Regions from separate parts of the Homo sapiens genome. Here region 1 is linked to region 2. Evidence: chromatin contacts called from ENCODE Hi-C or POLR2A ChIA-PET data. All regions are on one chromosome and are shown on one strand. Each heading gives the region's core, a stretch centred on a gene start or an enhancer-like site at or near the end of the contact. The rest is flanking DNA. Distances are from core to core; before and after follow the strand shown.

The links. A loop is a pair of places that touch in the nucleus more often than their neighbours do. ChIA-PET counts read pairs that join two places held with the same protein, here RNA polymerase II (POLR2A). Pooled maps may share reads with other maps.
Region 1: a pooled map shows a loop between it and region 2 (2.1-fold over the local background). The contact joins two enhancer-like sites. A Hi-C loop is called at or near these places in 2 of 168 maps with a recorded cell type or tissue (OCI-LY7 and psoas muscle) and 6 of 50 pooled maps. POLR2A ChIA-PET finds 5 or more read pairs at or near these places in 8 of 52 experiments (A549, H1, OCI-LY7 and 3 more).

Annotation. Positions count from the first base shown.
Region 1 is chr20:49,828,435-49,834,256 of GRCh38, reverse strand. The region is part of intron 3 of SLC9A8 (solute carrier family 9 member A8); the gene reads right to left. It also overlaps the pseudogene GLYR1P1. Among named protein-coding and RNA genes, the nearest start is that of SLC9A8, 19 kb to the right of the region's middle. Within about 2 kb of position 1,519, at least 9 of the 41 ENCODE cell types and tissues checked have a DNase peak (open chromatin) inside an H3K27ac peak, as active enhancers do; they include OCI-LY7, where a contact is called at or near this core.
Region 2 is chr20:49,748,387-49,753,721 of GRCh38, reverse strand. No RefSeq gene overlaps it. Among named protein-coding and RNA genes, the nearest start is that of B4GALT5, 37 kb to the right of the region's middle. RefSeq lists an enhancer at 2,800-2,889. Within about 2 kb of position 2,991, at least 14 of the 41 ENCODE cell types and tissues checked have a DNase peak (open chromatin) inside an H3K27ac peak, as active enhancers do; they include OCI-LY7, where a contact is called at or near this core.

The DNA of each region.
Region 1 (5,822 bases), core at 270-2,769, 82 kb before region 2:
GTGCGTATATACAGTGTGTGTATATACATAGTGTGTGTGTGTATATATATATATATATATATATATATATAGAGAGAGAGAGAGAGAGAGAGAGAGAGAGAGAGAGAGAGAGAGAGACAAGCTAATATTACAAGCGTGCACCACCACGCCCGGCTAATTTTTGTATTTTTAGCAGAGACAGAGTTTCACCATGTTGGCCAAGCTGGTCTTGAACTCCCAACCTCAGGTGATCCGCCTGTCTCAGCCTCCCAAAGTGCTGGGATTACAGGCGTGAGCCACTGCGCCCAGCTTATATTTAAAAATATTCACAAAAAAATAGAAATTGTAAAAGAGTGAGGTTAAAAATAAATAGAAACACAAGTTCTAACATTTTCCTTTGCTCCTAGTTGATCTTTGTGCATACACCTAATTAAGGACACCCCTCAATTCATTCAGAGGATCAGGAGCAATTAATGATTATTTGTTGAGCTGCTTCTTTCAGGATTTGTCACTTTCAATTACTTCTAATCCTCAAAAGAACACTGTAGGGAAGCTCAGAGAGTTTAAGAAGCTTTTCTGAGAGCTTAGGGCCAGTAAGGATGCTGGCCCGTTGGCTCGGGTGCATCCTACCATCTCATCATGCTAAAGACACAGGAGACTGCACTACTGCAGGCTGCCTACACTACTACAATGAACTGCCAATGCTCGCTCGCTCACTCCCAGAGTGCACTGCAGGGCTACCATTATGACTGTAAAATATAAGTATTCCTGGTCAGTAAGGTTACATGAAAAATGTTTCAAATGTATTAATTTTTTTTGTTACCAAGAAATGTTTTATTTTTCTTGCAGTAGTTTTGTTAATTGTGCAAAATCACGTTTTGTTTTTGCCATTTAGACATTATCACACAATCCTATTCTGAAAGACAAGTGTTCATTAAAAACAAAGCAAAAATAAAAATTCACAACTTTAATTACCTAGATTTGCCATTTAAAGGTTTAAAGGGAAAAAAAGGGAAGTGCTGTCTTACAAGCTTTTTCACAAGTGTCACATTTTCTGCTTAAAAGGGAAGGACACGCTAGGCATGGCGGCTCACACCTGTAATCCCAGCACTTTCAGAGGCCAAGGTGGGCGGATCACGAGGTCAGGAGTTCGAGACCAGCCTGGCCAACATAGTGAAACCCCGTCTCCGCTAAAAATACAAAAATTAGCGGAGTGTGGTGGCACGTGCCTGTAGTCCCAGCTACTTGGGAGGCTGAGGTGGGAGAATCGCTTGGACCCGGGAGGGGAAGGTTGCAGTGAGCTGAGACCATGCCATTGCACTCCAGCCTGGGTGATAGAGTGAGACTCTGTCTCCAAAAAAAAAAAGGAAAGGATTTCAAAACAAAGGTGAAACAGCTTAACAAATATTTATAAAAAGGAACTTTACAGAATTGTCAACAATATTAAGACAACACTGACTAACCGGTTACATTACCACATCTTCCTCCACCCCCACCCCCAGAATGTGTCCTGCCAAGACTAGAACAGGCTTTGTGTTCAAACAGAAATGTTTCAAAATCCCAGTGAAATAAACTGTGCTAAAAACCTGACAGGCATCTTCCCTGCCCTCCCACCTCGTCTTCTGCAATCCTCTAACTCAGGTTCTAATCTGTGAAAGGGCCAAAGCCGTGAGTGGGGAGAGGGGAAGGACCCTGCCCCAGTGTGGCTGCCTTATAATATACATTCCACCATAAGTGCTGGTCTTCTGCAAATTATGATTTTGGAAAATCCAACCCATGTAGAGGGATAAGAAATTGACATCCCTTGGGTGACTTCCTGTTCTTATGCAACATCCCAAGCGCCCTCTGGTCCCCTATCCAAGGAGAAATGCTAGGGCCTCGAGGATGTCCCAGACCCACCCCAGAGGGTCAGTCAGTTCAGGTAGGTCAGGCCAGTTCTTTTCACCCCCGACAGACCCCAGGCCTGGAAGCACCGAAGACCATGATGCTGGCTGGAGTGAAGACACTCATTTCCATATCAAGAGCTGAGCCTAAGAAATGCTTATCGTTGGTCAGGCTGGGTCTGGGCCAAAGAAGGGACAGACAGACAGAAAGAAATACTGTCTCCATGAGAGGAAGGTGGGGAGAAGGGAGGACAGAGAGCAGTGGGCATGCAAGGGGCTTGGCAGGGCAGGCTGGAGAATGTGGGACTGCGGGGAGGAGACCAAGGTCAGAGCAGCTCTTCAGAGGCAGGTGAAGAGTCTGTGGCCTAACAGAAACAGGAAGGAGTGTCCCCCAACCCCACTCCTCTTGGCTCCTCACTAATGACCCTGAGGACCCCCTCCCAAGGACTGGAATGCAAATCCAAATACTAGAACAGCCCAGGGCGGGGCAAGCGCCCACTGTGGCAGTGGTGTCTGGGGTGTCACTTCCAGGCAGCGAAGGCCAGATGCTCACCATACTCCCTGGAAAGCCAGGGCCTCATTTTCGCAGGACTCTGCCAGTCTCTTTTCAGTTCACAAAGGCGTCTAAGGAGTGCTAGGTGCACACTGGACACTTAGACATGAACATCTTTCTCTTTCTCAGCTCATCACCTGAGTTTGGGGGCCCCACGGGACCCTCTGTCTGGAGTCTGGTCTGGCTCATCTGGGCCCAAGTCCTCTCCCTGCAGAGAATTCAGCGGGGGACGTGGACATGACTATAGCCTCTTCGCTCTTGGGGAAGCTGTGGGAAGGCTTCCAACTCTCATTGCTGATTCTAGTTCCTTGACTGGAAGGGGTTTGAGATAAGACAAGCTTGGAAGAAGAAAAAAAGCCAGGCAGCTGTTTCTGGGCAGTTTCTATCCTGGGGTGAGAGAGAGAGAGACAGAGAGAGAGAGAGAGAGAGAGAGAGAGAGTGTGTGTGTGTTTGTGTGTGTACACAGCCACCTCCTCGTGTGTGTGCGTGCACACACAGCCACCTCCTCGTGTGGAGGCCAGTGCCCAGCTCAAGAGCTTTCCCATGAGCCAATCCTGCTGACACTCATCCCCTCCATACCAGCCTCAAAGGAAGGGTGCTGCTGTGTGCTGTGCTGATGGCAAGTCTCAAAGTCTGTGTAAAAGGAAATGGAGACAGGTGGGCTGGTCCAGAGCAAAGTCCCAGGCCCCTGACCCCATGTGAGGAAGAGGGAGTTAGCGGAGAGATTAGAGGGCTGGGGGTGGGGGGTCCGACGGCTTAGTGTATGCAGGCTCAGGACACAGCGGACATATTGTTGGACTGGTCCAGTGCCTTGGCTCTTTTGTACACCTGGTTGGCTGCAGCTGCCATGGGAGTCAGAGAGTTGACCGCATTGCCCAGCGCAATGGCTAAGCAGAGATCCTTCTGCATGTATTTCAGTAGAAATCAGGCTTAAAGTTTCCTTGCAGGGTATTTTGGCACTTCTGGTCTAGGAAGATGCTGGCCAACTGTCCCTGATTGAGGATGTCCAAGAGTGTCTGCTGGGCCTGATCTGTCACCTAGGCCAGGGTCAGCACCTCAGTGATCATGGCTATGAAGCTCCCTTGGACTATGTTTACAATCAGCATCATCTTGGCTGCGTTGCCAACTTCACCTAGGAAGGAGGAGGTCTTCCCTATCGCCTGGAAGCAGCTGCTGCAGTCCTCCTATAGGCCCCTGTCTCCAGCTGCTAAGATCACCAACATTCTGTGATTAGAAAGCTGCTGATTCCCTGAGATGGGAGCTTCTGGAAAGCGACCCCCCGACCTGGACGCAATCACCCAGGCCAGCTAAGTGACTATGTCAGCGTCCACCGTTGACATGTCCACGTAGCACTTTCCAGGGCAGATCCCTTGCAGCATACCACTGGGGCCCAGCACCAGGTCCTTGGCCGCCTTGGGATCCAACACACGGGCGAAAGTGATGTCACAGGTTGAGAGGACTTCAGCAGGGGTTCTTCCCAGGCGGGCCCCCTCCTAGATGAACAAATCACGTTTCTTGGCAGTGCGGTTCCAGACAGTCACTGTGTGACCCATTTTTAGCAAGTTAGAGACGATTCCACTTCTCATGAGACCAAGGCCCCCAAATCCCATCTTTTTGTCTGTGATGCTGCCATTCACGGCCGTGCTGTCAGCTGCCCGGATGGAGGTGGAACCAGTTTCCTCTTCACATATTTTCAACTTCTTTGTGATTGCCTGGTAACAGACAGAGATGGCTTGTTTGGCTTAGCAGGAAATGATGGAAATGAGGATCTGCATCTTTAACAGGCTCGCTTCTGGTCGGCTGCCATTTAAATGCAGCCACTGGTCCGGCCATCATCCACTTCAAGGTACCGGACTCCACGATGGTGACATTCTTCTCATTCTTTGGGGGCTGACCCCGCTTCTGGGGACTTTGCTCTTGGATTCTTTTCAGAGGGGATTTGGAGCCTGTCTCTGAAGAGCCCGAAGACACCCCCTTCTTTCCATCTCCCATGATCTTCTTCACTTTTCCTTCAGACAGGCTGTTTGCACTTCTCATCACCTGAGTTTGGCCTGCTTCTCTCCTCACTGGAATTAAGCCGATTCTTGTCATCAGCAGAATTGTGGGATGACGTCTGATCTTTCCCTTTGGGCTCTCCTGAGAAACTCTTTGGCGGCATCCACCGCTTGCTGGAATAGTTTACCCTTGTGAATCTTTATCATTTCCTCTTTATGAGCATGATATGGCTTCAGCTGTTTCACTTTAATCCAGGCATGATCTTATGTTCCAAAAAAATTTCACAAAGAAGCATTTCTTTCCATGAGGTTCTTTTTTTTTTTTGAGATGGAGTCTCACTCTGTTGCCCAGGTTGGAGTGCAGTGGTGCGATCTCGGCTCACTGCAAGCTCCACCTCCCGGGTTCATGCTATTCTCCTGCCTCAGCCTCCTGAGGAGCTAGGACTAGACGCCCGCCACCACGCCTGGCTAATTTTTTTTTTTTGTATTTTTAGTATAGACGGGATTTCACCATGTTAGCCAGGATGGTCTCAATCTCCTGACCTCGTGATCCGCCCACCTTGGCCTCCCAAAGTGCTGTGATCACAGGCGTGAGCCACCGCGCCCAGCCCCATGAGGTTTCTTCAAGTCCTTCGGTGGATTAACGATCTTTCCTGGTGAAGGAGGATACCAGCCGAGTTTCCCCCACATCAAGTTGCTGAGCAGCGAACTCACAGCCCCCATCTTACTATCCAACCATCCCCGACGCATGGGCCACCGAAAACATCCTCAAATGTATTAATAATCAGGTTACAAAGTGTAGAATCCCAGCACAAGTTCTCTCTCTCTCAAAAAAAAAAAAAAATCTATATATACACACATACACACACACCTATGTATTTGCACTGTGTTAAAAAGAAATAAATGCATACATACACACACACACACATCTATACTGTGTGCCATGCACTGTGCTAATGTGTAAAATATATTAATACATTATTATTATTATTATTATTACTATTTATTTGAGACAGAGTCTCACTCTGTCACCCAGGCTGGAGTGCAGTGGCACAATCTTGGCTCACTGCAACCTCCGTCTACCGGAGTAAAGTGATTCTCCTGCCTCAGCCTCCTGAGTAGCTGGGATTACAGATATATGCCACCATGCTTGGGTAATTTTTGTATTTTTAATAGAGATGAGGTTTTGCCATGTTGGCCAGGCTGGTTTCAAACTCCTGACCTCAAGGTGATCCGGCCACCTCGGCCTCCCAAAGTGCTGGGATTACAGGCATGAGCCACTGTGCCAGGCCCTTTTTTTTTTTTTTAATTAAAAACAATTTTTTGGCCAGGCACAGTGGCTCACGGCTGTAATTCCAACACTTTGGGAGACCAAGGTGGTGGATCACCTGAGGTCGGGAGTTCAAGACCAGC
Region 2 (5,335 bases), core at 1,742-4,241:
GGCTGAGGTGGGAGGATTGCTTGAGCCTGGGAAGTTGATGCTGCAGTAAGCCAAGATTGCACCACTGCACTCCAGGGCAGCGGAGTGAGGCTCTGTCTCAAAATAATAATAATAACAATAAAAGTTTAATCTTAACCATGTTAAATTTGAGATTCTTACTAGACATTAATGAGCAGTTGGACACAGAAATTAGGCATTTATTATCTCCACAGTTCTTAATAAGTAAATCTTGCATCTGTAGGTTTTTTTGTACTTAGTCAAAGCATCCCAATAGTTACAATATTTGCATATATGTGTGTACTATATTATACACACACATATATACTTCTATTCATCCATCTATCTCTCTACAATTTACCCGGAAGATGATGCATGAAACTAGTCATAGTGCCTGCCTCTGGGGAGGGGGGACTGTTGGCTACAGGATGGAGGTGGGAGGGAGGCGGGAAGCATACTTTTACTCTGCTTGAATAAAGAACTGGAGACTAAGAGGAAACTTACTTAAGGTCACAGAGCTGGTGGGTAGCAGGGCTGCCATTTGGGCTGAGGTTGGCCTGGTCCCAAGTCCAAGCTCTTTCTGTTCTGACAGGTTCTCTCTCCTAAATGTATACCTCCAGGATCAATGCTGTCTTTCTTGCTGCCTCTCCCTGGTCTGGCTCCTCTGTGTGTCTCACTGCGGCATCTCCTGTGGCTGAGCATTAATAACTGGCTAAAAGGATTCCTGCCTGTGGCCAGGAAAGGCTGGGTGCACTCTTCTTCCCCTCCATTCTGGAAATCATCTATGTAGCCTGTGGCTACAGCTGCAAGTGAAAATAGTGCTGGAAGGTTCCCAGAAAACACACCTGCCCCAAATGGACCAATTTCTCCTGCCTTCCTTTACTTAAAGATTAGAGATGTTCAGAATTCTGGTCACAGGCCTGGGTTATAACTGCTGCTCTTTCACTGCTAATGGTGCTGTGTGTCCTTGGGAAAGTTACTTACCTTCTCTGTGCCTCGATTTCCTCATCTACAAAATGATATTAATAGCAGTAGCTATCTCACAGGACTGTGGTAAGGGTCAGTGAGCCAGCAGGTGTAAACTGCGTGGCTCTCTGCCTCTCTGGCACACCATCAGTCAACAGGCATTGCTCCCACCCCACACATGCCCTTCCCCCACAGTGCCTTAGCACATGGAGTTCCTTCTACCTGGAATGCCTTTCCCTTCCCCTCTTATTAGTCTAACCGTCTAATTAATGACCACTCACCCTTCAGAGCCTCCAACATTTTACTGTAACATTCACAAAGACAGGACTGCTTGTGTCCCAACACCCAGCACACATGGTATTTGGCATATAGTTGGCATTCATTAATTGTTTATCCATTGAGTGAGTGAATGACTAAGTGAATTAATAAGGTGAAAGATCAGTTAATGCTCACTCATTCAATATATGTTCTGTAAATGAGGATAATAAATACCCATCTGACTGTATCATTAGGCTTAAAAATGCTGCGCATTTAGGTCAGGCACAGTGGCTAACGCCTGTAATCCCAGCACTTCGGGAGGCTGAGACGGGTGGATCACTTTGAGGCCAGAAGTTTGAGACCAGCCTGACCAACATGGTGAAACCCCCGTCTCCACTAAAAATACAAAAAATTAGCTGGGCGTGGTGGCACACGCTTGTAATCCCAGCTGCTCCGGAGGCTGAGACATGAAAATCACTTGAACCCAGGAGACAGAGTTTGCAATAAGCCAAGATGGTGCCACTGCACTCCAGCCTGGGGGACAGAGTGAGGCTCTGTCTCAAAAACAAAGAAACAAAAAAGCAAAAATGCTGTTCATTTAAGTGTCTAGAGTGATACCTGGTCAGCAGCACTGAATAACATTTATTATTAGTGCTATTTTATATTATTATCATTTTAAAAATTTTTTGTCGTTTTTGTGGAGACAAGGGGTGTGGGGAAGGGGTTGCCAGGTTGCCCAGGCTGGTCTCAAACTCCTGGGCTCAAGTGATCCTCCTGCCTCTGTCTCCCTGAGTGCTGGGATTACAGCTGTCAGGCACCACACCCAGCTATGATCATTATTATTATTTCGCACAGGTGTTCTTGCATCTTACTGGTGGGCTTAGGCGTTCTTGGCCCTGCTCTCATGGACAGGCCCCTTCAGAGCTTCACCTTGGCAGCTGGATGCACTTCTCTGTCCAAGCAGCCTCAGCCTCCAGATGCAGGAATGTTCCTGTCTTGGGGAAACAAATTCTTAGCTTCAGGCCTGACTTCTGCCTGGCCTTGGCTTCAGTTTCTTTGTAGATAACTTCATTCAGCTGCAGAGCATCATGGACATATCGTGTGGTTTCTGCCCAGTTTGTGGTGACCCATCTCTCTTTGAAACAGGTGCAACTACCCCATGAAACCACGCGTACAAGCTACTCAACCCTGCCCTCCAGCCAGAATTGACTGCACAAAGACGGGCACCTGACTGGTTGAGGTGATCAGATTCTCTGTCTTGAGAATGTGGTGAGTCTTGTGGGCTGTTGCTTAAAGGAAGGGGTTGTGCTGTCAGGTGCTATGGGGCAGTCGGGTTTGCTCATGGGCTCAGGGAAGAAGACAGGGAGAGGGAAAAGAGAGAAGCAGAGATGAGGAAACCTGTGGGCAGAGTCATAGAGAGACCAGGATTTGGCTGCCACAATTCCTGGTGGCCTTTCAGGTGCTCATTTAAGAAATGTGTGAGGCCACTGCACTTCCTGCCCTTGTGTTTCATGTGATAACAGCGGTTCTCACAAAAAGTACAGCCAGGTGGCATAATAGACACCTGTTGTCTTTGCCTTTCTGGCCTTGATGCCCCTTCTGGAAACAGCACCTGCATTCTCCCGGGAGCTACGGGTCTCCTCCTTTCTGTCCGTGGGGGCCAGCTCTGCCTAGCTCTAGGCTGGCCCAGTCACAGCGATTGGTTTAGAAATGGGCATGTGACCAGGCTAGACCCAGTGAGACTTCCTTCTGGGACTTTCTGTTCTCATCCGTGAAAAGACAGAATTGCCTGGCTCTGCGGTTGCTGAGAGGCCATCTTGACCCAGGAGTGGGGACACAGCAAAAGCTGGAGTGCAGCACTGGAAACGGAGGGAGAGTCCCTGGAGCCACATGTTGGCCCTTGGGTCCAGCTGTGCTGGAAGCTGGCACTTGTCCTGATGTTTTCAATTAAGTGACCAAAAATAAAAGTTGATTCTCCTCATGCTTCAACCAAATTTAGTTGGGTTTCTGCAACAGCAGAAACACTCCTGACTGATACTTCTTATGGTGAATTTCCCCTTTTTTTTCTTTCTTTTTTCCTCTTTTTTTTTTTTTTTTTTTTTTTTTTTGAGACAGGGTCTCATTCTGTTACCCAGGCTGGAGAACAGAGAACAGTGGCACAATCATGGCTCACTGAAGCCTCAAACTCCCTGGGCTCAGGTGATCCTCCCACCTCAGCCTCCCAGTAGCTAGGACTACAGGCACTCACCACCACACCCAGCTAATTTTTTGTATTTTTGTAGAGACAGGGTTTCGCCATGTTGCCCAGACTGGTCTCAAACTCCTGGGCTCAAGCAACCTGCACGCCTTGGCCTCCCAAAGTGCTAGGATCACAGGCTGAACCACCGAGCCCAGCCTCCCCCTTTTATTATAGTTGGAGCCAGTTTTAGTGGGTTATTTTCCACCAGATCCATAGATCTTGGACTGGGATATTGAGCCTCCATTCTAATGCCCACACTTCTGTTTCATTCCCAGTGATTTTGTAGGTTCCCAGATTTTGGCCTTAGTTCCTTTTCCTTTTGCTTTTGAGAAACTGCCTGGGATAAAAGAAGTGGGAACTTCCATTCATCAAGCGATTACAATTTCAATAATTGTAACTTCCATGAGGAAGTCATTCTAATCAGCCCCATCTTGGGATATGGTGGTTTAGAGTCAGAAGTGAGATGAGGACCAATGAAGGCAGGATTTTACAAATGAGGAAATGGAGGCTCAAACTGGTGAAGTGACCTGCCAAAGATTACCCAGCCAGTAAATACTGAGCTGGGATTTGAACTCTGCTCTACAGGACTTCAAAGCCTGGCTTTTAGCCACTATCTGTCCTGCCCAGGAACAAGAGCAATCCAATGCACAACCACCTGCCTAAGTAACATGCATTGGAGGCCCCAGGTTTATGCTTTTCCCCCTGCAAATTCCAGGTCTAGGTGTTTAAGAAACAAGCAGACAAGAATAGCTGAGGATGTGTTTCACAGCCCTGAGCATGCAAAACTAGGGCCGGGCGCAGTGGCTCACGCCTGTAATCCCAGCACTTTGGGAGGCCGAGGCAGGTGGATCACGAGGTCAGGAGATTGAGACCATCCTAGCTAACATGGTGAAACCCCATCTCTACTAAAAACACACACAAAAAAATTAGCTGGGTGTGGTGGCGGGCACCTGTAGTCCCAGCTACTCGGGAGGCTGAGGCAGGAGAATGGCGTGAACCCGGGAGGTGGAGCTTGCAGTGAGCTGAGATGGCGCCACTGCACTCCAGCCTGGGCGACAGAGGGAGACTCCGTCTCAAAAAAAAAAAAAAAAAAAAAAAAAAGAAGAAAAAAAAGAAAGAAAGAAAAACTAGAGACAATCTACATGTCTCCGAATGGAACATTAGATAAAATATGATGGCTGGAGGCCAGGCGCAGTGGCTCACACCTGTAATCCCAACCCTCTGGGAGGCTGAGGTGAGCAGATCACTTGAGACCAGGAGTTCGAGACCCGCCTGGCTAACATAGCGAGACCCTGTCTCTATTAAAAATATAAAAATTAGCCGGGCATGGCGGTGCACACCTGTAATCCCAGCTACTGGGGAGGCTGAGGCAGAAGAATCACTTGAACCCAGGAAGCAGAGGTTGCAGTGAACCAAGAATGTGCCACTGCACTCCAGCCTAGGCAACAGAGCGAGACTCTATCTCAAATAAACAAATAAATAAAAACAAGTAAATAAATACAAATTTAAAAAAAAAAAGAATATTTTGTGACACATGAAAATTATGTAAAATTCAAGTTTCAGTACCCAGAAATAAAGTTTTATTGGCACGTGGGCATAGTCATTTGGTTTTTTGTTGTTGTTGTTTTTGTGTGCTGTACAACAGCAGAGTTGAATAGTTGTGGCAGAGACTGTACTGCCGACAAAGCCTAAAATCTATATTATATGGCTATTTACCTAAAAGGTTTGTCAAGCCCCTGGCTTATTTGATTCTTATAACATTTTTATCCCCTTTCTACGAGTCCTATTTTTATCTACTATCACATATTTATTCCCTTTCTACCAATGAGAAGACTGAGAGAGAGAGGTCTCAGAGAGGTTATGCCATGCCCAGGG